Regions from separate parts of the Homo sapiens genome. Here all the other regions are linked to region 1. The links are chromatin contacts, found by Hi-C or POLR2A ChIA-PET in ENCODE. All regions are on one chromosome and are shown on one strand. Each heading gives the region's core, a stretch centred on a gene start or an enhancer-like site at or near the end of the contact. The rest is flanking DNA. Distances are from core to core; before and after follow the strand shown. Region 1 holds the start of LYSMD2 (LysM domain containing 2). Region 2 holds the start of SPPL2A (signal peptide peptidase like 2A). Region 3 has its middle 23 kb from the start of AP4E1. Region 4 holds the start of ARPP19 (cAMP regulated phosphoprotein 19). Region 5 holds the start of MYO5A (myosin VA). Region 6 overlaps MYO5A (myosin VA). Region 7 overlaps MYO5A (myosin VA).

The links. A loop is a pair of places that touch in the nucleus more often than their neighbours do. ChIA-PET counts read pairs that join two places held with the same protein, here RNA polymerase II (POLR2A). Pooled maps may share reads with other maps.
Region 2: a pooled map shows a loop between it and region 1 (10-fold over the local background). The contact joins the promoter of SPPL2A here to the promoter of LYSMD2 in region 1. A Hi-C loop is called at or near these places in 2 of 37 single-sample maps with no recorded cell type and 9 of 50 pooled maps. POLR2A ChIA-PET finds 5 or more read pairs at or near these places in 1 of 52 experiments (T-cell).
Region 3: a loop to region 1 is called in a pooled map, with 8 times the contacts of the local background. The contact joins the enhancer-like site here to the promoter of LYSMD2 in region 1. A Hi-C loop is called at or near these places in 7 of 37 single-sample maps with no recorded cell type and 6 of 50 pooled maps. POLR2A ChIA-PET finds 5 or more read pairs at or near these places in 2 of 52 experiments (BJ and H1).
Region 4: a pooled map shows a loop between it and region 1 (4-fold over the local background). The contact joins the promoter of ARPP19 here to the promoter of LYSMD2 in region 1. A Hi-C loop is called at or near these places in 4 of 37 single-sample maps with no recorded cell type and 10 of 50 pooled maps.
Region 5: a map of CD4-positive, alpha-beta memory T cell shows a loop between it and region 1 (5-fold over the local background). The contact joins the promoter of MYO5A here to the promoter of LYSMD2 in region 1. A Hi-C loop is called at or near these places in 1 of 168 maps with a recorded cell type or tissue (CD4-positive, alpha-beta memory T cell) and 5 of 50 pooled maps. POLR2A ChIA-PET finds 5 or more read pairs at or near these places in 1 of 52 experiments (OCI-LY7).
Region 6: a loop to region 1 is called in a pooled map, with 5 times the contacts of the local background. The contact joins the enhancer-like site here to the promoter of LYSMD2 in region 1. A Hi-C loop is called at or near these places in 4 of 37 single-sample maps with no recorded cell type and 4 of 50 pooled maps. POLR2A ChIA-PET finds 5 or more read pairs at or near these places in 1 of 52 experiments (activated naive CD4-positive, alpha-beta T cell).
Region 7: a map with no recorded cell type shows a loop between it and region 1 (10-fold over the local background). The contact joins the enhancer-like site here to the promoter of LYSMD2 in region 1. A Hi-C loop is called at or near these places in 4 of 37 single-sample maps with no recorded cell type and 3 of 50 pooled maps.

The regions. Positions count from the first base shown.
Region 1 is chr15:51,736,163-51,739,604 of GRCh38, reverse strand. LYSMD2 (LysM domain containing 2) reads left to right here and starts at 1,950. Exons shown (of 3, transcript NM_153374.3): 1 at 1,950-2,255. The coding sequence starts at 1,983. RefSeq lists silencers at 1,632-2,071, 2,082-2,221, 2,292-2,501.
Region 2 is chr15:50,763,839-50,767,280 of GRCh38, reverse strand. It overlaps SPPL2A (signal peptide peptidase like 2A), which reads left to right and starts at 1,575. Exons shown (of 15, transcript NM_032802.4): 1 at 1,575-1,813. The coding sequence starts at 1,748. RefSeq lists a silencer at 1,541-2,000.
Region 3 is chr15:50,884,096-50,887,537 of GRCh38, reverse strand. No RefSeq gene overlaps it. Among named protein-coding and RNA genes, the nearest start is that of AP4E1, 23 kb to the left of the region's middle. RefSeq lists an enhancer at 3,152-3,271. Within about 2 kb of position 1,582, at least 26 of the 41 ENCODE cell types and tissues checked have a DNase peak (open chromatin) inside an H3K27ac peak, as active enhancers do.
Region 4 is chr15:52,567,402-52,570,843 of GRCh38, reverse strand. ARPP19 (cAMP regulated phosphoprotein 19) reads left to right here and starts at 1,814. Exons shown (of 3, transcript NM_006628.6): 1 at 1,814-1,996. The coding sequence starts at 1,952. RefSeq lists enhancers at 1,285-1,414, 1,468-2,214, 2,215-2,963 and silencers at 1,885-1,944, 2,015-2,114.
Region 5 is chr15:52,526,688-52,530,129 of GRCh38, reverse strand. MYO5A (myosin VA) reads left to right here and starts at 1,250. Exons shown (of 42, transcript NM_001382347.1): 1 at 1,250-1,350. The coding sequence starts at 1,324. RefSeq lists a silencer at 721-1,600.
Region 6 is chr15:52,464,760-52,468,201 of GRCh38, reverse strand. All of the region lies in intron 1 of MYO5A (myosin VA), which reads left to right. Among named protein-coding and RNA genes, the nearest start is that of MYO5A, 62 kb to the left of the region's middle. RefSeq lists enhancers at 1,750-2,039, 1,684-2,439. Within about 2 kb of position 1,906, at least 10 of the 41 ENCODE cell types and tissues checked have a DNase peak (open chromatin) inside an H3K27ac peak, as active enhancers do.
Region 7 is chr15:52,381,548-52,384,989 of GRCh38, reverse strand. MYO5A (myosin VA) reads left to right here. Exons shown (of 42, transcript NM_001382347.1): 15 at 668-829; 16 at 1,802-1,899. Among named protein-coding and RNA genes, the nearest start is that of MYO5C, 87 kb to the right of the region's middle. RefSeq lists enhancers at 1,177-1,406, 1,447-1,506. Within about 2 kb of position 1,594, at least 2 of the 41 ENCODE cell types and tissues checked have a DNase peak (open chromatin) inside an H3K27ac peak, as active enhancers do.

The DNA of each region.
Region 1 (3,442 bases), core at 701-3,200:
TTAGTGGAAAACATTATATGCTGTCTCATTCCTAGATTGTAAACTCTTTGAAGGAAGAGACTTCTTTCTTGAAACATTACCAGATCTTGTCTATATACTGAGACTCAAATTCTGCCTCTCTCTTGGGTCCTGAAATGGACACACTGGATACCACCCAAAAGTTTATGCATGGCAGACTTATGCTAAACAATCTAAATTAGCATTCAGGATCTTTTTACTACACCTCAATTCAACCACTTGTAATTATGTATTTATTTTTTTTTTTATTCCACTGAGCTAGGCACTGCTGGAGCTAAAAAGATGAGTAAGACCCAGTTATGCCTCCCAGGAGCACGTATTTGTTGGAGGAGATAAGACAAGCTCATGCATGTACATGCAAGTACAAACACAAAACACAGAGAGTTAAATACTAAACCAGAGGTATTAATACAAACCTCTTGGAGTTCAAAGAAGAAACAGTAACAGTTGGGCAGGTGGGAAAAAGGGACCATTGGGAAGAATTAGGAAAAATCTCATGGAGGATGTATCATTTGAGACAGACCTTAAAGATTTAAACAATGTAATAGAGGGTACTGGAAGAGTGTTACCATTGGAGGGAATAACATGCAAGGTATGAAAGTAGGAACAAGGAGGCCAGTTTCAGAGGCTCTGTTTGGCAGGAATATGTAGAGTATACAGAATGAGTTATAGATGGGGTATGGTCAGACCATGAATAATAAAAATAGAAATAATAGCTTGAATGCCAATGTAGGTTTTTAGTAATGCTGTTGTCCCCAGAGAGCCATTGTAGGAGTTTTGAGTGGGATGGTGTTGTGGAAGCTTGCTCCTCTCCCATCCTTTCTCTCCTGAGCAATATTAGCTTTGCCTCTGTCCAGCACAGCAACATACCAAAACTTCAGCCAACGAATCAAACCCCCAGGCTCCGGACCTTCCTACAAGGTACCTCTTCTTGGAAAGCTGTCCAAAATAACACAGAAACCAGGCACTAGATGCTAGTAAATGTGTACCCACTCTGTGTATAATACAGTGTGTTGAAAGGGTGTTCAAGAGTAGACGGTGTTCAAATGAAGAGTACAGATAAGAGGTCTTTGGTGGTTATAATATTAATAGCAATACGGGGCAGGGAGATGCGATTTCAGGGTGTCAAAGAATAAACTGACGAAGAGAAGATGAATGCAGACAGTAAATTCCAACTACTGAGCCTGGAGAATGAATTGTATGTGGCCAGCCTTTCGAGGCAGCCAGGACTTAAATTGGCACTAGTGTACAAAGTGTGAAACCCGAACAACTAGGGGGGTTATTTTGAGGCCACCCATTAGGCCTTAGAAGCACTATCCCTCCTAGTGCAATGTTGAAAGGACTGGACTCTGAGGCTGTTGAGATGGACCTGGAGAAGCTGTCTGTGTGTGTTTGATGATCTTAAGTTTTACTGTGACGTGGACTTTGAGGTCACTGGGGTGGGGGGAGGGAAGTACCCTTGGCATTGGCAGAGCTGGAAGGTCTGTGCAAGCTGGCTCCTGCTGGGGAATCAATAAAGGAGGCAGAGCAACGCTTTTTTTTTTTTTCGCCGTGGCCAGGGCAGGGTTCTGCCAGGGCTCTATCGCCAATGGAGCAGGGGTCCACCTGGGGCCTAGGACGCCTGCAGATAGCCCTCTCTTAGCCCCAACGGCCGCGGGCTTCAGCGCTCCCCGGCTCCCTCGCTCTGCAGGGTCTTCCCGGTACCGGCAGGCCGCGGCGGGAGCTGCTTTCGCTCTTAACCTTGCAGGTGCGTGTGCCGCGGGCGCCCGGGGCAGGCAGGACGCAGAGGAGGAGGCGCCCGCCATGCCCGGCCTGCGGCTCCCCGCCTCGGCTTCCCGTCCGCCGCCCCCGCGGAACGGCCTGCTGCAGCCCCTGTGAAGAGGAAGAGGCGGCGGCGGCGGCGGAGGAGGAGGAGGCGCCGCCCCCTTGGCAAGCTCCCCGACCCGGCGGCCTCGGCAGGACCCATGGCGGATTCCTCGCCCGCACTGTCCCTGCGGGAAGGCGGCCCCCGCGCGCCGCGGCCCTCGGCCCCCTCGCCGCCGCCGCGCTCGCGCTCCGGCTCCGAGTCCGAGGAGGCCGAGCTGTCGCTGAGCCTGGCCCGCACCAAGACCCGCTCGTACGGCAGCACCGCCAGCGTGCGGGCGCCGCTGGGCGCCGGCGTCATCGAGCGCCATGTGGAGCACCGGGTCCGCGCGGGCGACACGCTGCAGGGCATCGCGCTCAAGTACGGTGTCACGGTGAGCAGGGCGCGCCGCCGCGGCCCGGGCTGGCAGCTACCGCGCAGGAGGCGGTGCGGCTCGGGGTGCGGTGGGGGTGGGGGTGGGACTGCGGGTGGGGGTTTGGGGGATGGGGAGTCGCAGGGACGGCCGTGCGTCCCCGGGCGGCTCGGCTCCCAGGGCTCGCTCAGCGCGCGCTGCTGGCCACCGCAGTGGTCGCCAAAGCTGGTCCTGCAGCGGGAGGGGCGGACCGCCAGGGCTCCCTCCCTAGGTAGCTGCATCGAGTTCCCGGTGCCCCGCCCAGGCTCAGACTAGATCTGTCGCGTGAGGGAGGCCGAAGAGGACTAGGGCTTTGGCATCCCCGTGAACCACCTTCACCCAATTTGCAGGCCCCATCACACTACTCTATATTTACGCAAAGCCCAACTGAGGTGAATTTTGTTGTCTGTGAAAACAAGCTCCGTGATGAGTCAGGAATGGTGCAGTTGTTCCTACTGGGTGGTTCTGGTTCTATCGATTATGCTTCTTTATGTAGAAGTGAAATTACACCCTCTGGGCTCACTGGCAACCGCGAATGTGACACCTGTCGCTAAGCAGCAGCCAAGAACTGTGGTGAGCTGGAGGGCTGCGTTTATTACAAATTTATAAGTGTGTGTGTCTTGGGTGTATAGCATTACACCTCTGGGAAGAACATGGAAACCTGAGGGAACAAATTGTTTCATTAAAATTACTTATAATTAACTGTGAGCTATGTGATGGCCTTTTTACATTTGGGATCTGTATCAGTTTTCAGTGTTCTTTCCTGAAGCACCTTAGACAGCAATGGGAAGAAAGAGGATCTTATCTATATCTTTCCCTTAAAGTGAAACTCTTTCTGGCCCTTTACCGAATGAAGGAGCATCAGTATGAAGGAGAATGTATTTTGCATATTTAAGCCGGTATATGTTTACCTATCAGGTCCTTCTATCTTTGAAATATTTTGAAAGGGACCTTGCTGTGCAGTCATGTATTGACTCTATCATGCCATGGAGAGCCCCATTCTGCCCTCTTGGGAGTTCTATACATGTGAACATAGAGCTACAATTCTCTATGTGCCTTAATGGGGCCTGGTTTGAGTCAGAGGCAGAGGAAAGCGAAGTTGGGAAATACCAGTAGCTACCCTCTGCTGAATGCCTCCTGTGTGGCAGGCATTGCGTTTGTCTTGTTTC
Region 2 (3,442 bases), core at 326-2,825, 970 kb after region 1:
ACTGTAGATGTAAAGGGTATAGCAGTCAACAAAGCAAAGACACCCCTTGCTATGAAGTGGGAGGTGGCATAAATAAATGAACCTATACATAGAATGAAAAGTGCTGTGCAGATAATTAAAATAAACAATAATATGAAAGTGACTGGACAGGCCGGGTGCGGTGGCTCATGCCTGTAATCCCAACACTTTGGGAGGCCAAAGCGGGTGGATCACCTGAGGTCGAGAGTTTGAGACCAGCCTGACCAACATGGTGAAACCCCGTCTCTACTAAAAATACAAAATTAGCCGGGTGTGGTGGCACGCGCCTGTAATCCCAGCTACTGGGGAGGCTGAGGCAGGAGAATTGCTTGAACCTGGGAGGCGGAGGTTGCAGTGTGCCGAGATTGCACCATCGCACTCCGGCCTGGGCAAGAAAAGCGAAACTCCGTCTCAAAAAAAAAAAAAAAAAAAAAAGAGAAAGGAAAAGAAAAGAAAGTGACTGGACAGGTACTTTAGATTGGGTATGTCAGGAAGTCCCGTCTGGGGAAGCGACATTGAAGCTGATAAGTGAATGTCAACAAGGCAGGCATTCTGAGCTTTGGAGAGAAGAGCACTCCAGCAGGGAGGACTACCAGAGCAAAGTCCGGGCGGCCCACCAGAGCAAAGGCCGGGAGGGCCAAAGGTCCGTGCGCCTTAAAGTGTGGGAAAGTAGTGAAGATGGGGAGACAGGAAGGCAGGGGCCAGATTTACCTTTGCAGGCTAGAGTAGAGTTTTGATTTTTTTTTTTTTTTTTTTTTGGAGACCGAGTCTCGCTCTGTCGCCCAGGTTGGAGTGCAGTGGCACAATCTCGGCTCACTGCAACCTCCGCCTACCCGGTTCAAGCGATTCTACTGCCTCCGCCTCCCGAGTAGCTGGGACGACAGGTGCGTGCCACCACGCCCAGCTAATTTTTTGTATTTTTAGTACAGACTTGGTTCCACCATGTTGGCCAGGATGGTCTCGATTTCTTGACCTTGTGATCCGCCCACCTCGGCCATCCAAATGCTGGTATTACAGGTGTGAGCCATCACACCCGGCCAAGTTTTTATTTTATTCCAAGTGTGATAGAGAGAGACATGATCTGACTTATATGTTTTGAAAGATGGCTCTGGGACTGTTATGTGGCTACTGGGCTGTCCGGAGGGGAAACTGAGACCCGTTTGGAGGAGAGGGAAGTTGGTGGCCTGGATAGAGTGGTGGCAGCAGTTCTGGAGAAAGTGGATGGATCTGGGTTATGTGGTGAGTCAGAGTGGCCAGGAACAAATGACAGGCAGATGAATTAGGGTGACCCTTAGATTTCTGGCTGCATGCAACACTCGGGTAGTTACTGGGGAACCGAGCAGACGCTCAGACACTTCCGAGCCTTGAGAAATCCGTTCTCCCGCCAGGCTTCGGTGTGAGTTAAAGTCGGGCAGCCGGAAAGCGACAGGCTCAGACCCGCAGCCGGTGGCCTCGTAGCGCCGGGACGCCGGGACGCCTGGATACCGGGAGAGCGCTGGGACTCTCCGAGCCCGGCGCGGGGGTTTCCGCATCTTACGGGCGGGGCCGGAAGAGGAAGTCGCGCTGCTGTGGCGGCCGCTGTAGCAGCGGCGGTCCAGTCGTAGCCCGGCCGCCCGCGCCTGTCCGGTCCGGTCCGGCCACGGAGGCAGCGCAGCGGCGGGACTCCGAGCCTACCCCGCCGAGTGAGCTGCGCCGCACCGTGCCGTCCCACCCGGCACCCACCAGTCCGATGGGGCCGCAGCGGCGGCTGTCCCCTGCCGGGGCCGCCCTACTCTGGGGCTTCCTGCTCCAGCTGGTAAGGGGGCGGGAAGGCGCGCAGGCCTCCCAGGGGCTGGGCGGGGCCGGGGCCAAGGCCGGGGCTCCCTTCCCCTACTCCTCGCCCGGCCTCCCCTCTGCCCGCACCTCCGCGGCCTGCTCTCGCACTCCTCTTTCCTCCCCTCCTCTTTCCATTACTCATCTCTTTCCTTCCACCCTCCTCTTTTCCACCCTCTTTCCCCCAACTTTCCCGCCCCCCACTCGGTTCCCGCCCATTGAAGTCTGGCGAAATACCTACCGCAAAAAGATCAGAGGAGCCCCTTAGGTTGCGTTGACCTTGATGCTTCTCGATAGTTGCTCACTGTCCCAGCATATTTAAAATTGACCTCTGGGTTTTATTGTCTAAGCCTTTCTTACCGCTTTTTACCCTTGGGAAGAAAAAAAAATTATACAAGGCGCCAGTATGTTTAGCGGTTCGAGGACTGCACTTTAATTGCACTAACACGGATGTCTTTTTAAAATTCCCTTCCCCCACTGTAGCTCCTGCTTCGCCTTAGGGCTCATTTGATTCTGTTATGAGGGTTTTTTTTTTTTGGAGGGGGGGTTTTAATAGCAGTAATTTAAAATAACTTTTAAAAGAAGACACCAAAATGTAATGCTTTTAGTGGTTTTCAGTTTTCTGCCTAATTTAAAGGGATGGGTGGGGAGCGTCGGTTAAATGTAAGTAAGAAATATGTGTTCATAGATTTGTTTTCATAGTCACAGAGAAGTAATAGTGTTTTAAAATTCAGCCTCAAGTAATTCGAGCTTCAGTGTGGGAGTGGGGTGTCAGGAACCCGGTGTTTCAGTTTTTGTTTCTAGTGACTTTTACTTAGGGAGTTTCAGGTTGGAAACTTACGCATGTTATTTATTACAGAATTGGTGTCGTGTAAGCTTGTTTCGTTCTATTAGAATGTGTGATTTCTTTGAAAGACTGTTTTGCTGACTCTCCAGTTTAAGGGGTTAGTATTAGTGAATACAAAAGTGTCTTTAATATTTATTGAAAAACCAAAATCTAAGCCAAAAAGTAAGTGCCTTTTGGTGTATTCATAACTTTGACAGGCAACATCAGGAACCTGAGAGAATGTATCTAAAAATTGCTGGGGGAGGGGAGTTCGATATAAAAAGAGCAACAAAGTAGCAGTGTTAGTCGGAGTCTTTAAGGTGTTTACTGTGTAATCAGACAGATAATACTTATGTCCAAAAGATATTCAGATAGTATGTAGATGTATGCAAAACTATAACCTAGATATAAAACTTTTCAAAGTGTTTTTGCATTCATTTTCATTTGAATCTCTTGAGCTGATTTTAAGAATGAATATCACATTCGTACTAATCCCTTCTCAACATAAATTAATAGCTTAGTGATACATCAGTTCCTCATAAACTCACATTGAAATTCTTATTAAAGGCCCTGAGCCCTCTCACCAGAAAACTCTACTTAAGTAGACTTGTCATTTGATTTCATAGCCTTCACAAATCTAAAGATCATCCCTGTTCTAAATTGTATCTAGGCTGTCTCCCACGTTCTGGATTTTAGGCCTTTTTTTGTTGTTGTTTTTGTTTTTTTCGAGACGGAGTCTCACTCTGTCGCCCAGGCTGGAGTGCAGTGGCGCGATCTCGGCTCACT
Region 3 (3,442 bases), core at 333-2,832, 850 kb after region 1:
AAAAAAAAGAAAAATAGAGTTTCATATTAAAAAAGAAAACACAGGAGAAAATCTTTATGACCTTGGGCTAGGCAGAGTTCTTAAATATGACATCAAAAGCACAGTTCACAAAAATAGCTGACAAATTGGATTTTATCAAAATTAAAACTTTTGGGTTTAAAAGACATCCATAATAAATTGAAAAGATGTAGACTGAAAGAAAATATTTATAACTGATGTATGTGATAAAGGGCTTATATCCAAAATATACAAAGAACTCATAACTTAGTAATAAGAAGACTAATAATCTAATTTTAAAATGAAGTAAACATTTGAATAGACATTTCACCAAAGAGGATATGTAAATGGCTAATAATCACTTGATAAAATGCGCAACATCATTAGTCATGAGGGAAGTGCAAGTCAAAACCACAATAAGATAGCATTAACACACCCACTAAGCTATAACCAAAAAGTCAGACAATACCTAGTGATGGAGGAGTTATGGGAAAACCTTCACATATTGCTGATGAGAATATAAAATAGAACAGCCACATTGTGAAATTGTTTGGCAGTTTCTTAAAAAGCTAAATAGATTTGCCATACAACTCAGCGATTCTACTAAGTATCTACCCAAGAGAAATGAAAACATATATTCATGCAAACACTTGTATAGAAATGTTCATAGCAACATCATTCATAATAGCCAAAAACTGGAGACAACCCAAATGTTCATCAACTGATGAATGAATAAACAAAATGTAGTTTATCTATATACAATGGACTATTATTCAGCCATAAAAAGGAATGAAGTACTGACACATGCTACAACATGGGTGAACTTTGAAAACATTATGCTAAGTGAAAGAAGCCAGTCACAAAAAACTGTATAGTGTATGATTTCATTTATATGAAATGACCAGGAAAGGAAAATTTTTAGAGACAGAAAGCAGATCAGTAGTTGTCTGAAACTGAAGGTAACAAGTGAGGATTGACTGCAAATTCTCTTTTTGTTTGTTTGTTTTGTTTCTTTTTTTTTTGACTGCACATTCTCACAAGTAATTTTCTGGGTGTTAGAAATGTTCTAAAACTGGATTGTGACAGTGGTTGCACAAAGCTATCAATTTACTAAAAATTATTCACTGTACACTTATAATGGGTGAAGTCTTATGGTACATAAAATATATTTCAATAAAACTAAGAAAAAGTCTCATGAATTTCAGAAATGCTAATTTATTATTGATTGACAGCTTGCTACAGGATCTTTCTGGGGCTTAGTGACTAGAGATGCATGCAGAATTAGAAAGATAAAATAATTTGTTTAGAAAAATTAGTAGATTGAGAAGGGTTTGGTGGTGGTCAGAGAAAAACCTTGGGAATGGCAAAAAGTTAGGAAACTCTCCAGGCTGAGAAAGGCCTAGAAAAAGAGACACTGGGTGGTGTTCTGGGGACTGCAGCAGTGGGGATTTAGGCAACTTTGTATACAGTTCCACTCTCATGCCCAAGGGGGCGCCAGAGCAGCAAGCCTCAGTCGTGACTGTGGACGTTCCTAGCCCCTAATGCTGGGTCACGGTACTGCGTTCATTCAAAACCTGACCCAGGTTTTTTAGAGACGAGGACTCTCCATTTTGTTTTATTATCTTTCTTGAGAGGCGGAGGGAATTTGCCTGAAGGTGGATTCCTTTTTTTTTTTTTTTTTTTGAGACGGAGTCTCACTCTGTCGCCAGGCTAGAGTGCTGTGGCGCAATCTCGGCTCACTGCAACCTCCAACTCCCTGGTTCAAGGGATTCTCCTGCCTCCACCTCCCAAGTAGCTGGGATTACAAGCATGCGCCACCATGCCCGGCTAATTTTTGTATTTTTAGTAGAGATGCGGTTTCACTGTGTTGGCCAGGATGGTCTCGATCTCCTGACCTCGTGATCCGCCCGCTTCGGCCTCCCAAAGTGCTGGGATTACAGGCATGAGCCACCACGCCCGGCCGGTGGCTTCCTTTTAAGTCTGAAAATGCAGCAGGAAGAGCCAAGTGAGGCCCTGTGACTCTCTATGGAGAGAGGCAGTGGTTACAGCCCAAAGAGCCCTAAGAAGAGCTTTTTCAGAATGACACATACTAGTTTCTTCCCCTCCTTTCATGACTCAGGTCCACATTTCACACAGACTTTTGCCTGTGCCAGACTTGCCTCTGCCTTGACCGCTAGCCAGCAGACTGTGTCCACAGTGTTTTCCCGCTCCTGCTACCCGGTCTGAATCAGCCTGGTAAAAACATTAGCTGGAAGATATCTGTTTACTGGGTAAATTCCTCTACAACAAATACCTTTGCAATGAAAATCTCTATTTAACCAAAAGTTCTCCACAGCCCAGTTTATGTCTAACCTAGTGCAAGCAGTAATCCATGAAATAAAACTCTACTCCATACCACATATTTAGACAGTCAAGTTGAGCTACTTGTAAAGAGATTTGACCTGTAATACTTTTATTTTCCCCGAGGAGCTGGAAATATAAGTAGAGGTAAAAACAGAGTCCCCTTTGCACTTGGAGAGTATTTTCCCACATGCACTCATTTTAAAAATCCAGTTCCCAGGAAATCTTTGTAAGGACTTTTCTCAATAGTCTACCAGATCCAGGACAAGGAAGAAAGATAGGCTCCAGATTGGATAAGCAGAGACCTTCCCAGAAGGAAACAATGGGAATTTAATATTCAAGCAGGCCCTGATCCAGAGCATTATGGGAACTGACCAAGGGATCAAAAATGAATCAAGTTAAAAAGAAACTAAATAACATTCCAAAGAAGTGATAGTACTGTTGAAGCCTGAGGCTATACTCCACCGCGCCCAGCCCTGTACTAATATACTAACGAGAATCAAAACTTCAAAAACTACGTAGATCATATGACAGAATTAATTGCATCAGTAGTCCTTCTATACTGCTAAGAGCAAGGTGTTACATACAGATGATGCTCCTTGATTTACAGTAGGGTTACATCCCAAAAAACTCATCATAAGTTGAAAATATCATAAGCGGAAAATGTATTTAATACACCTAGCCTACTGAACATCATAGACTAGCCTACCTTAAAAGTCTCAGATCACTTATGTTAGCCTAGAGTTATTTTATATTAAGGCGTTGAATATCTCATGCAATTTATTGAATACTGTACTGAAAGTAAAACAAAATGGTTGTATGGGTGCTCAAGGTATGGTTTCTACTGAATGCATATCACTTTGCACCTGGTAGAGTCGAAAAATTTTAAGTTGGGGACCATCTGTACTGCTAAGAGCAGTGTTGTTGGGGAAGCCATTTTCTCCCTCTCCCAGGTCCATAAAATAGAAACTTCCACTTCAGAAGAATTGTGAAGACAGCATTTAGCTTCCTGCTATTTCCCCTCTCAGTTCTCCCCAAGGAAGGAGTGACTCATCTGACTGAACCACTGAGGAAGGAACTGAGCATGCTCAGCCCTTTTTGCAAC
Region 4 (3,442 bases), core at 565-3,064, 830 kb before region 1:
AGGCGGGTGGATCACTTGAGGCCGGGAGTTCGAGACCAGCCTGGACAACACGGCAAAACCCTGTCTCTACTAAAAATACAAAAAATTATCAGGGTGTGGTGGTGGGCAACTGTAATCCCAGCTACTTGGGAGGCAGAGGCAGGAGAATTGCTTGAACCCAGGAAGTGGAGGTTGCAGTGAGCCGAGATTGTGCCATTGCACTCCAGCCTGGGTGACAGAGTTGAGACTCTGTCTCAAAAAGAAAAAGAAAAAAAAGTTTTTTTTCTTTTTGTAGAGACAGAGATTTGCCATGTTGGCCAGGCTGGTCTTGAACTCCTGAGCTCGAGCGATTTGCCCGCCTTGGCCTCCCAAAGTGCTGGGATTACGAGTGAGCCACTGTGCCCAGCCACAGCCAATTTTCTTGAGGCTGAGTTTCATCATTAAGTGTATGTCTATCAGATTTTAACTCAAGTTCACAAATACATTGATATAGGACATATACTAGAACGTCAGTCAATTTATTAATAAAAATACAACTGTTAAATGCTTCAGTGGCCTAACTACTGCACTCTTCTTTCTCTCTGCAGTTCTGCTTAAGGGAAAGGCAAATTTTCAGTATGTTACTTTGTGAGTATAGAAGGAGAACAAATATGTCGTGGATCTTACAGTTTCTCAGCTAGCCCAGCGTGAGACATTCTTAAGGGATATCTTTGTCAAACAGTTGGCCTGTTGAACCCTTTTATTTTCAATACTTCCTTGGCTGACAAATGCCTTCCTTCGTTTCTCCAAAAGGAGTGCAATATTAACTCTTTTTGTTTTTCTAGTTGCAATTCCAGTGCAATTCTTCCTGTCTGAGATTCTACATCCTGGTTGAGTTTCGATGGTTTCCAAATTCCTTATCCAGGCATTTAGGGTCTTTCAATTGTTCCCCTGCCCCCAGAAATGCATTCATTTTCTGTGGCTTTTTACTAGTTTAACTTTTAGAGGGCAATCTTATTTCCAAGTTTCTGAGGGACACTTTGTTGGAACCAACAAACATTGCGAGTAACTATTCAGATATCAAGTAGAATGAGGATTCAGTAAGAAGCCGCAGGACTTGGCAAATAAAAAGGTCATTGGGGGAGCTCAATGCTAGCAGTTTCGGTAAGCTTGTGGGAGTGGACCCCCTGGGAGTGGACAAATGAATCTGAATTCCTTCGTTAGATATCTAGGAAGTGCTGGACCCTCAGAGTAAAATATAAGTAATTACAGACGAGATCCCTGCCCTGGTGCGGCTTATCTGAGAAGGAAAGGTGACCTAAAGTCACGACAATTGTGTAATGATACAGTTCATGTTGTTGAGGAACTGTACAGGGCTGTGACAGCCTTTAAGAGGTGGCTCTGGCCTAGTGTAGAGGTTTAGGAAGGAAAGGTTCTGAGGCAGAGACGTAGGACTGGAGATGTGAAGGCGTGGCAGAGTGGAGCAAGACTTTTGGCGTGCCCAAAAGACAGCCTGTGTGGCTACAGAGCGGAGAGCGAGGAGAACAGAACTAGGCGAGGATGGGTAAGTGGAAAGAGTAAAATAAAGCTCCTAGAACGAGGGGACCAGAGTGGACAGGAAAGGGCGGGGAGGGGCGGTTCCACTTAGAAACTACAATTCCCAGGAAGCACTCGGCAGCCACAAACGGATGTGAGGTGAGGCAGGAGCGGCGACCTTTGAAGGAAAAAAGGAAGTGTTTGGACGACAGCGAGCGGGAGAAGCGGGGTCAAGTAGGTAGGGGTGCGGTGCGGGAGGGGCAGGCGGGCTCCGGCGTGCGAGGGCCTTGGCCAGCGGAGCGTTTCGCGGCTCCGTGTCGTCATAAGGCGGCGGCCATTTTCGCGGGCGGAGGCGGCCCGGCGGGCCCTGGGAGAGCTGGGACGGGCGGCGGCCGGGTGGCCTCGGCCACCCGCTAATTGCATCTTTTCCCGGCGTCTCGTCTGCAGAGGGAGCACTATGTCTGCGGAAGTCCCCGAGGCAGCCTCCGCGGAGGAGCAGAAGGTGAGCGCGCGGGGCGTGAGCCCTGGGCCCTGCCCAAGGCCGGGTCTGGCGGGCGGCCTGCTCCCGCCAGGCGGAGGGCCGCGCCCGAGATGCGGGGCCGAGGCGCATGAGGCCGAGGCTCCTGCGCCCCACCTTTGGCTTCCCGCCGTCGCTGGCTGGTGCGCCGACGAATTGGGAGTTCCAACGTGCCCCGCGTTTACTCCGAATCGTGCCTTTTGTAACACCTCCGTGGGTCGCGGTGTTCCTCAGTCACTTATATTTACGCGAGAGCCCAGGACGCAGGCTTTGGGCGTAGAGCCTAAGTTTTTCTGTAAGCCTCAATTTGGTTAGGAAGTTTTATTTTTTCCTTTGAAGAACTCTCCAACTACTTGTATTGTGAGCGTGCGGTTCACTCCAAAAGCAGTGCCTCGTGTGCGGGCCGCGATGTGGGCCAGGATTGGCATTTCAGGGCCAACCCTTGTAACCATGGTCAGTGAGTAAAGTCCGGCCTTCAGTGTCTTCACCTGTAAAGGCCGAATACTGGTGCTTGCCTCCCACGGCGGGGTGAGGCCTAGAGGAGGTGAGTCAGGTGTAGTGTGCAGCGCAGTCTGTGCTCAAAAAGGTTTCAGTCGATGGGACTCAAATATGGTACTTGACTAAAAATCGAAAGGGTGGAATTTTAAAATTTTACTCACGAAATTAATCAGGGTTTTATTGGAAACAGGAATATTTTGTAAACGCCCTTGTGTCTTCCTGATGTAGGGGAATAGGCCGGGAGTGTCACTGTGGTTCAAATTATGAATATCAAGCCTTTGTATTTATCTAGGCTGGTGTTTGTCTCTCCCACTGTAATTATTTCCACCGCCCTGCCCTCCTAGGCAGGTGTGACTGGCCGAGAAGTGAGAAAGGGCCGAGGTATCTTGTCTCCTAAATTGTTTATCAACAATTTTTCTTACAAATCAGGTTGTGTTGCCGTTAAATACGATTTTGGTCTACTGCTTGACCTTCGTGCGGGTTTCTGCTTAATGTTGCACTTATGTCCTAATTAAGTTGGGAATTGGATTAGTGTTCTAAGCCCATTCCATATGTTCTTAAAACCGTGTTAACTTTTCTTAAGTTGGGTGCTTCTGTTAGGATGTTAAAGTAATTGAAAAACAAGAAAACATATAGCATAGGTAAAAGTCCAAGTTACCACATTATTTGAGAATATCCCGTGAAAATAGATATATTTACGCATTACCAAAAAAATGGATTTTGGGGGCAAAAATACAAATATTAAAGTTTGCAATCTTAACAGTATTATTAAGTATCACCTGCTTATTGTAAAATGCGTATTGTGTTCATTATTGCTTGAAATTTAGGAGCCCCCAAAAATAACAAGTCCCTGTCTGTGGTGGTTTGCCTTAAACACTTACATCAAACTTAGCATTAACTTCTGGTGCACAGTAGTGTGCTATGTAATTTTCT
Region 5 (3,442 bases), core at 1-2,500, 790 kb before region 1:
AGGCAGGGATTAAACAAACAAAAACAGCAACAACAACAACGACAACAATAAAGAATGAAGATTATTCAACCAGAAACGACAATGAGGGTGGGGAGAAGATAGAGGATGAAGACAGCGCAGGGTTGGGAGTAGAAAGACCACATTCTTGTGCTGGATGTTCAAGGATCACCGTGAGGAGAGTGAGGGCGGCTTTGCCCTTTTGATGTTGAGTTAAACTGTAATACAGATTTTCCATGTAAGTACTCCGTCATTTTCAGGTGGCAACCGGATAAACTTCAGGTGCCACCATGGAGCCGACAATCACCAGCAGCGAACAGGACGGGAAGAAGGCTGGGACAGAAGGGTAGTTGCATCTCCGCAAACGCACAGGTCTAGGAAAGAGGCACCTGGGCTGTCCCCGGGCTATCTCGTTTCAAAGTCACTTAAGTTTCTGTAGCTTAGAAGCGGCCCTTGCCCTCTGGTATCGGGAGACGACTTTGCTGCAGACATCGAGGTGCTCGGAATGACCTTGGTGATCAACCTTAACCTGAAATTCCCGGTCCTGCATTGCCCATCTCCCGGGTCACTGCTGCTGACAAGGCTCTTCTACAGTCCTGGGTTATTCTACAGTCTTTCAAGAGGGCTTCCCCTAAATCCTCTCCCTAGGAATGCTTGGAAGGACGGGAGGAGCAGCCTGGAGGCTCCCATCGTTTATTCGGACACAGTAACAGCCCGTGCCATGGCTGCGCTACCGCGGGAGCTAGGCTCCGCAGCAGAGGGCCCCGGGCTCGCTTCGGGGTGGGGGCGCCCGGGGTGTGCCGCGCCCTCGGGGCTCACGTCCCGGGCGGGTTTCCGGGCCTCGGCAGGGCGCGAGGCGGCGGCGGGGCCGGCTGGCAGGCTGATGATGATGATGCTCTGTGCTCGTAGCCGATGGGAGGCAGCGTGAGCCCGAGAGAGCCCAGAGCAGCCGCGGTGGCAGCGCTGGAGCGCAGCCTCCTCCCGCTCCCATAATGCACAGGGCGGCGGCGGTGGCGGCGGCGGCAGCGGAGGCAGCATCGCGGGCCGCCGAAGTGGCTGCGGCGGCGGCGGCGACCCCTAGGACCCCGGGCAGGTGGAGCGCTCGCGGCTGCTCGCGGCGAGCCCGGGAGTGATGGCGAGGCCCCTGCGGGCGGCCAGCGCCTGAGGCGCCCCGCCCCGCCCCGCCCCGCGCGGCCCTCCCCGCCCGGCCCTGCCCTGCCCTGCTCCCTGCCGGCGGCTGCGGGCGCTTCCTAGTCCGCTCGGGCGGCCGCCCAGGCGAGGTGCGGCCTCCGCACAGGCGGGGGGCGTAGGCGCGCGGGGCCCGCCATGGCTGCGTCGGAGCTCTACACAAAGGTAAGGCACCCCGCGGCCGGCGTCGAGGACTGGGGCTGTGCGGCCCTCGCCGCCAGCTGTCAGGCTGGGGAGGGGGCGGGAGCGCCGGGCCCAGGCGAGCCCCACCAGCGCCATCCCCTTCAGCGCCTCAGAACCCTCGGCCCTACCAGCCGGTCGCCCGCTGCGGCACCTTCCTCTTTCGGGCGAGATGGTGAAGGCGGCGGAAGGTGGCCCGCCTCGGGGGTCTCCCAGGCCCCTGCCGCGCTGCTCGAGCTGGGGGCAGAGCGGGCTTCGGAGTGGAAAGGGGGCCCATGTGGATTTAGCAGGGCGGGCGTGCCTCCCCTCCTGCTTGGCTTTGGAAAATTCCCGGCGGGTGGGAGATGCTTGCTCCAGTAGATCGGATGGGTTCTCTCGTGGGGACACGCGCTTAAAATAACGTCTTGTGTTGGTATGCAGTGCCGCTTCTACCGCCAGCTAGCCTTTCTGTGAGGTTATTTTGAATCCTGCAAACGGTGGCCGTATCACCTTTAGCTCCCCAGTTTAGCTGCGCTGGGGGTGGCGAGCCCCGGGGAAAGATGCTGCCGGATGAACGCGAGCTGATTCACCGGCTGGGAGGGTCGGTACTCATTTATCGCTGGGAGTTTGCAACCTGCGTGTAATCCCGCAGAGCCTTGTTAGGCTCCATGTCTTTACCATCCTCTGGGGCAAGCCTTTCCCTTCTGGGTTTGGTTTAAGGGAAGTGGCAGTCTTTTCTTAGACTGACATCAATATACTCAGGGTCTGGCGATCTCTGAATGACATATTATGGAGAACTGTCACTTGAGTGCTGCGCAGATTTGTGATGACCTTTGTGAATATATGTAATCATGGCATTTTATACTGTACACTCATGTGTAGGTAGATATTTTGCCAGATATTGATTACTTCTACATGCAGTTAATAGAGTTGCCTTTTCACATTAGCTTTTGCAACAGAACTTTCATTTAGGGTCCTGTAATCACTGGAATCATTGTTTCCAAATGTCACTGAAGTCCAGGGCCCAAGTTGCAGTGTGTTTTGTAGAGGAAAGAAGACTGGGCATCAAGAGACCTGGATTCAAGCCGGGACTTACTAACTGTGACCTTGGACAAGTCACTTAACATCTCTGGTTCGATTTCCTAATGAGTAAATGCAGTTAATTATACTTGCCTTGCATCCCTTACAAGCTGTTGTGAGAATCAAACTTAATAATCGTTGTGAAAGCTTTTTGTAACCTATGAATTTCTCTGCAAATATGAGATATATGATTAATTTCTTCAACCATGAAATGAGCTTGCATGAAACATTGTCTGAGACCTCTTTCTTTCTAGTTTTAGATTTAACGACTGTACAGTTGGAACTTCTCTCTCAACCTGGTAATTTCTTTAGGCATTGTAGATCTCTAACATATGAACGAATGCAATTGGAAACTGATTAAAAGTAACTTAAACACTTAATATGGTGCTTGCTATGTGCCAGGTACTGTTTTAAGCGTTTTAAAAATATGAACTCATAATCCTCATAAGGAACTTATGAGGTCGATATTAAGAAATATCAAAATCATTTTCACATGAAGAGATAATCAGTCTGTAAACATTCCTTGGTTACTTTGTGTAGCCCATCCCCTCCACTTCTACATCAAGTTTGTCCAACCCGCAGCCCATGGGCCGCATGTGGGCCCAGGACGGCTTTGAATGTGCCCCAACACAAATTCATAAACTTTCTTAAAACATGGGTTGTTGTGTTTTTTTTGCAATTTTTTTTTTAGCTCATCATTTATCATTAGTGTATTTTATGTGTGGCCAAAGAAAATTCTTCTTCCAGTGTGGCCCAGGGAAGCCAAAAGATTGGACACCCTCCGTTCTATATGGTGAGCAGTCATCTTTGAGTCACCTAATAGTAGGCTGCTTAACTAGAGACTGAGTGGATAATAAATTGTTGTTGGATTTCGAATGCTTTTTTCCCCCAGGATAATTTGGGAGAAAAAATTGAAAAGATGTTGTGATTTGTAAATGGTAAAGTTTTGGGCTTCTGTCACAGCTTTATCACAATCTATTTTAAAATTTACCTTTTAACAGCCTGAGGAACATAATGA
Region 6 (3,442 bases), core at 657-3,156, 730 kb before region 1:
TTGGGACAATTTTGTCTAGAGATGAGGTCTCACTGTATTGCCCAGGCTGGTCTCCAACTCCTAGGCTCAAGCAATCCTCATGCCTCAGCTTCTCAAAGTGCTGGGATTACAGACATGAGCCACTGCACCTGGTCCATCTTTTCTTTGTTTAACTTTTTAAATGGTGCTTCTGTTCGCTACCTGTTTTTTTCTTTTGCCTATTTGCTACTAGGTTGTTTATCTTTTTCTTATTAATTCGCTGATATGTGAGGTTTTGTTTTATGAAGCTTAATCTTGCTGGACATAAAATTATTGGCTGCTAGGTTTTTCTTTTTTCTTTCATCACTTTGAAAATGCCATCCCATTCTCTTCTGGCCTGTGAGAGTTCTGCTGAGAAGTGTGCCATTAGTCTGATGGGGTTTCCTTTATAGGCAACTAAGTGTGCTTTTCTCTTGCCGATTTAAAATTTTTTTCCTTCACTTTGACTTTAGACAGTCTGATGATAATATGCTGTGGTGAAGTTTTTTTTGCAGTTTATTTTCCTGGGGATTGCTGGGCCTCCTGTAGCTGGATGTCTAAATCTCTTTCTTGACTTGGGAAATTTTCATCAATTATTTCCTTAAATAGGTTTTCAGAACTTTTTGCATTTTCTTCCTCCTTGAGAATACCAATAATTCGTAAGCTTGGTTGCCTTATGTAGACCCTAATATCTTGATGTCTTTATTCATTCTTTTTTCCTCACTTTTGTCTGATTATGTTATTTCAAAAGACTTGTCTTCAAGTTTTGAGATTCTTTTTTTCTGCTTAGTCTAGTCTATTTTTGAAGCATTTCAAATGTATTTTGTAATTCCTTCAATAATTTTTCAGACCCAGAATTTCTGTTTGTTTTTGAAATCTGTCTCCTGTAAATTCCTCATGTGCATCCTAAATTGATTTTCTGATTTTCTTTATATTAGTTTGCAGATTTCTCTTGCATCTCATTGAGCTTCTTTAAAATCAATACTTTGAATTATTTATCGACATTTCAAGGATTTTTGTTCTGCTTAGGATCTATTGCCAAATAATTATTTTGTTCCTTTGAGGGCGCCATAATACCTTGCTTTTTCATACTTCCTATATGTTGATTTCTGTGTATCTGAAGATGTGACTATGATGCTGATTGGGTAGGGCCATTTGTCTGCATGAAGTGACAAAGACTTTGTATGATTTCCTTGGATATACATAGCCTTAATGCGGTAGCTTTCTTGAATGCTGGTTGTAGTGGCGTACCAGGCAGTGAGCAGACACACAACCTCCTGTGCAGCTGTGATGTCATGGGTGATAGGGGCAGTAGTTGTGAGAAGCTCTTCTCTTTCTCAAGTGCTGTGCTCTTGTGTTAATTGTTGCAGTGGGCTCTTCAGGCTGTCCCAGAAGGTGGATTGGGCCATGGAACCCCCAGGGGCCTGGATCCTGCACCCTATCTTGGAGTGGGGGGCAAAGCTGGAATGGAGCTAAGTTAGCTAGGCCTGCACTCAGACCACCTACCCTGATGGGAGTGGCTACCTACCCTGATTTAGGCCTCTGGTAAAATACCTGGGTTAGGGCTGACCACTGTTATGCTGATGTCTCAGCCTGGGAAGGGAGGGTGGTTCTAGCTTCACAGCCTTGGCTGGCAGACATGGGACCTGCTTCCCTCTTACACCCCAGTCTTGGCAAGGTTCATGCCCCCATCTCAACTATGTTAGCCAGTCTGGCTGTTCACTTAGTCACTACAGTTTGCTTCTCGTCTGCAGTGCAGTCTTGGGCTATAGGAGTCACTGTGCAGCTCAATACTACACCTCTCTGGCACTTCTCCTCCTCTGGTCCATGGGTGGGGTTGGGGGGAGCCCAGTTTCAGCACCAGCAGCTGGAGCCCATACCACACTCATTTCTCAGTTCTGGCTGTGGGAGCCCCTCCCACAGGTTTCAGTTCCCCAAGCCCCAGCCTGAGTCTCTCTACTGCCAAAGACTGCTGCTGCTGTGGCTAGCTCCCAGGCGTGTGAGGTGCAGCTTGCTAAGTAAGAGCTAGGAAAGAGAATAGGGTCCTGCTGTAGGTGTCCAGTCTGAAGGAATGCCTGGGATACTTCCTCAAGCAGTTCCTTCTCACAGTCTCCTGGCTGCTCCGCATGTTAGATCTAGGGCTTAGAAGGGGCAAGGTACTTTCCTGTGGTCTGGATTGCTCGATTCCCTAGTGGGAAAGTGGACCACAGAGAGATATGTACCCTTTTCCATATTGGGGATTCACTCCTGGTTTTTGGCCGGTCCTGGCCATACGGGCTACCTACCTTCCTTCTTCTCAGATTTTGGAGTTTCTTTTTGCTTTTCTGTTGGACTCATTGCTTTTCATGTCAAACATATTATCATGGATAATATGTTCAAAGTATGATTGTCTACACACTATTTTGGTTCTTCTGAGTTTATGAAGTGTGCTAGAAAAGCCTCTAGTCAGCCATCTTGGGCGAAAAAAATCTCAAGATGTATCTTTTTCTTAATGATTTGTAAGAGTTCTTTTTAAAAGTCTTTTTAAATTTATTCTATTTATTTTCTAGAGACAGGGTCTTGCTCTGTTGCTCAGGCTGGAGTGCAGTGGCATGATCATAGCGCACTATACTTTCGAATTCCTGAATTCAAGCAATCCTCCTGCCCTAGCCTCCCAAGTAGCTGGGACTACAGGCAAAAGTTCTTTATACATTAAGGGACTTTGCTTTTTTACAAATATATTTTTGGTCACCCTGTATTTTGGGTTTGTTTATGATGTATTTTGGCACCCAGAAGTTTTTTATTTTTCTGAAAAATATTTTATACCAACCATTCTTTCAAAATTATAAAACCTAGATCAACTTTCATAGCTGCTTTTCTCGGCTAAAATTAAGCTAAAAGGACACTTAATAAAAGGGGCAAGGATAGGGGATCATGGGAGGAGTTAATAAGAAAGCATCATGCAGCCCAAAGTTTAACACTTCCACTTAAAGATGCAGGCCAACAGGGCTTTTTTGCTTAAGGTGTCTCAGCCAGCAGCAAGATGGCCTACTCATTTGCCCTCTCAAAGCCAGCTCATTATAGAATTCCGTAATAATCTTGCCCTGACCTTACTACCAAGGCTGCTGTTTCCAGGTCAAGAATCTCCCTTCTAGTGCTCATCATTAATGAGGTAATACCAGTGAAATGTCCCTCCTTGCCCCTGCCCTTAGGTAAAGCTGACTCCCAGTGTGGCCAATACAGTCTCTATTTGCCTAATATGGATGACATTTTGGAAGCAATTATGTGTATATTAGATAAATCCTGTCTACAGGCTAAATGTGAGTGACAGTCATATATACATAACTAGGAAAACGACTAATCATAAGCAGGAGTTGTACAAGATGTGCTTTTGTTTATGATTAAAAGACTGCTGATTAGAACTAGGGTGTTGGAAACATCTGGTCATTCATTACTCTGCTTAAAA
Region 7 (3,442 bases), core at 345-2,844, 650 kb before region 1:
TGAAGTTATAAATCCCTTGAAAACAAATATCAAATGTACAGGATATGGGTAGGGTTTTAAACTTTTTTTTCTGTAACCCGAATTATCTTCCAAAAATTATTATTCATAACTTTTAAAACCTTCTAATATTGTAGAATTTGTTTATGACCCTTTCCTGCTGAGATTTTCGGTGATGTTTTTCAGTTAGTGCTCAGCACTTAAGTTAGTAGGTAGACAAATAAAGCAGGTGAGTAGACACTTGATAAATAACTTGCAAACTTGGACTAGTGTTTTTCTCCACCTGATGCTAAAACAGTTTGTGGAACTGAGGTAATAAGACTTTCAATTACTGTTTTTCTCGTAAAATAATTATAGTTCAAGCCCATTAATATGTTTAGATTTGTCACTTCCTGTGGATTAGGTTTTCAAGTCCGGGTGCAGTAGTTTTGACTTTGCTTTCCCCCAGACATGGTTGTAGAATTATTGCATTTTTCCGTGTTATTTTTGTATAGCACTTACCTCACCTTCCTCTCATATTCTTGGCTCTTAGCACAGATACTGACTCTTTCTGGAGTGTGACTCTGACAGTGATTACTTAAGGAAGGGAATCTCTGTAATATTTCTTTTGTGAAGGTTTGCGTTCAAGTTTGGTTTAGAATGTAATTTCTTTATATTGTTTCTGACTTAGTTTAAGATGCTACCAGAACTATTTCAAGATGATGAGAAGGCCATCAGTCCAACTTCAGCCACCTCCTCAGGGCGCACACCCCTCACACGAACTCCTGCAAAGCCCACCAAAGGCAGACCAGGCCAAATGGCCAAAGAGCACAAGAAAACAGTGGGGCATCAGGTGAGTTCAGGGAGCTGCCGCTGCCACGCTCCTTCCTTTCTGGCTCATCTGAAACCTCAGATCTTCCCTCTTCAGCCTCCCAGGTGGGATCCTCAGGTGAGGAGAGCCTAGAGCTTTCACTGTGAGATCATACGACACCATCCACTAAAACTCTTCTCCACCCAGTTTTAGACCTGTGACTCTGCATAAGCCTTTCCCGAAATAATTTTCTCTACAGCTTAATTCTCTCGTGCATATCGTCTCTCAGACCACCCCATCTTTGCTTAGTTTTCTGTTTGTTTTGTCTCTATATTTGTACAGTGCCTCGGTCAGCTCCTTCAGAACAGGGCCCTCGCCTTTCTTTGATGTCTTATGTTCTCTGAGAGTGGGAAATGTTACATACATGCTTAGTGCCTGAACAGGGAGTAGGGCTTTGAATGGAGGCTGAGCGCTCCTCAGCTTGCTGTCCTGTGCATGGGACCCTGTGCCTGGTGTAGACAGAAACAGGGCCTGACCCAGGTCCACAGCCTCCAGTCCTGATCCTAGGTCCCTAATTTTAACTCCTCTCTGCCTATCCTTTGTCATTCTCTCATTCATTACCTATACTCTTTTAAGTCATCTGCTACGTTTTCCAGTATCTTCCATCAAAATTCCCACTTTATGTGATTAAATAGCCTTAAAGCAAGGTTATATTGTTAGTTACATATGACTAAGCTCATAACAGGTTTCTGTAGCTTCCTGTGGGGAAAAGGAGTGGGAGTATAGGAATCTATATTTAGCAGAGTAAGCATGAAAATGGTAGAATTTAGGCAAATTTTAACCAAAAGCCCTAGCATTCTTGTTTTGTGGCAGCTCCTCTTCTGAAGATGGGTCAAGTTTATAAGTGGCAAAGTTTTCTCCATTAGTGTCATAGGAAGGGAATTTCCCATTGTTTTACCTCACCTTTGACTTTGGACAAAGCCTTGATACCCTCTTCTGCCCTTTTTCATGCAGTTCAGAAACTCCCTGCACCTGCTTATGGAGACACTCAATGCCACTACCCCTCACTATGTGCGCTGTATCAAGCCTAATGACTTCAAGTTCCCATTCACGTAAGTATTTCTGAACCACCCAGTGAAAAAGTACATATCTTATAAGAAGTGCCAAACCAGCCAAGCAAACTAATATTTTCCTTACATTTTTATAAGGAAAAAAATATTTGGGTAAGTCTTCATGCCTTGTAGAGGGAAACCACTAGTCAGTAGATTATTTTTTCAGTTTTTGTCCCTTTTGAGAATGTGAGAGTAAATTAGCAGCCATCTGAAGATTTGAAAACTTGAGGTCAACCAAGCATTCTGGTTCTGTTTTCTGTTTTGAATTTACTTCAATTGATCTCTCTGGGATTTTTGTTCATTTGGGCATTAGGTGGAACCAGCACTGGCTGGGATAAGGCTGTTTGGCGAATGCTTACCTGCTGCTTCTCCACTGCTGAAATCATCAGAGGGTGTCTGTTTTCACCAGCACCTCCTCCTGCTTCAGATACCATGCATGAAGGGAGAATCAATTTTTCTGGAGTTTTTTTTACAAAACAGAAATATTTTTCTAATTTTATGTATGTATTTATTTATTTTGAGATAGAGTTTCACTCTTCTTGCCCTGGCTGGAGTGCAATAACGCGATCTCGGCTTACCGCAACCTCTGCCTCCCAGGTTCAAGTGATTCTCCTGCCTCAGCCTCCCGAGTAGCTGGGATTACAGGCATGCACCATCATGCCCAACTAATTTTCTATTTTTAGTAGAGACAGGGTTTCATCATCTTGGCCAGGCTGGTCTTGAACTCCTGACTTCGTGATCCGTCCCCACTCGGCCTCCCAGTGGGATTACAGGCGCGAGCCACCATGCCCAGCCTATTTTTCTAATTTTAAAAGTAATACATGTACATTGTAAAGACAGTTTTCAGGAAATACAGAATAGTATAAAAATAAATGAAAAAGCATCCGTCAGCCGGGTGCAGTGGCTCACACCTGTAATCCCAGCACTTGGGAGGCCAGGGTGGGTGGATCACCTGAGGTCAGGAGCTTGAGACCAACCTGGCCAACATGGTCAAACCCTGTCTCTACTAAAAGTACAAAAATTAGCCGGGTGTAGTGGCGGGCGCCTGTAATCCCAGCTACTCGGGAGGCTGAGGCAGGAGAATCACTTGAACCTGGGAGGCTGCAGTTGCAGTGAGCCGAGATCACTCCACTGCACTCTAGCCTGCGGGACAAGAGTGAGACTTCGTCTCAAAAAAAGAAAAAAGGAAAAGAAAAAGCATCCATCATACCCAGAGAGATAACTGGTATTAACTGTCATACATTGTTCTTGATTAACCACCTTCCCTTCCCTCCATGCTCCGTGTGTGTGTGTGTGTGTGTGTGTGTGAGAGAGAGAGAGAGAGAGACACAAAAGGAGGGGCCTTGTGCTATGATTGCTGTTTAGTCTTTACTTTTAACTTGACAGATTGTGAACACTTTCCCTTTTGGTAAGTAAAAAGTCACATAATCATATAATGGCTACAGAGTATCCCATTGTGTAGACATAGTATATTTATTTAAATTAGTTCCTACTGATGGCCATTTAAGTTGTTCCAACAATGCTATAATAAACATCCTGTGCC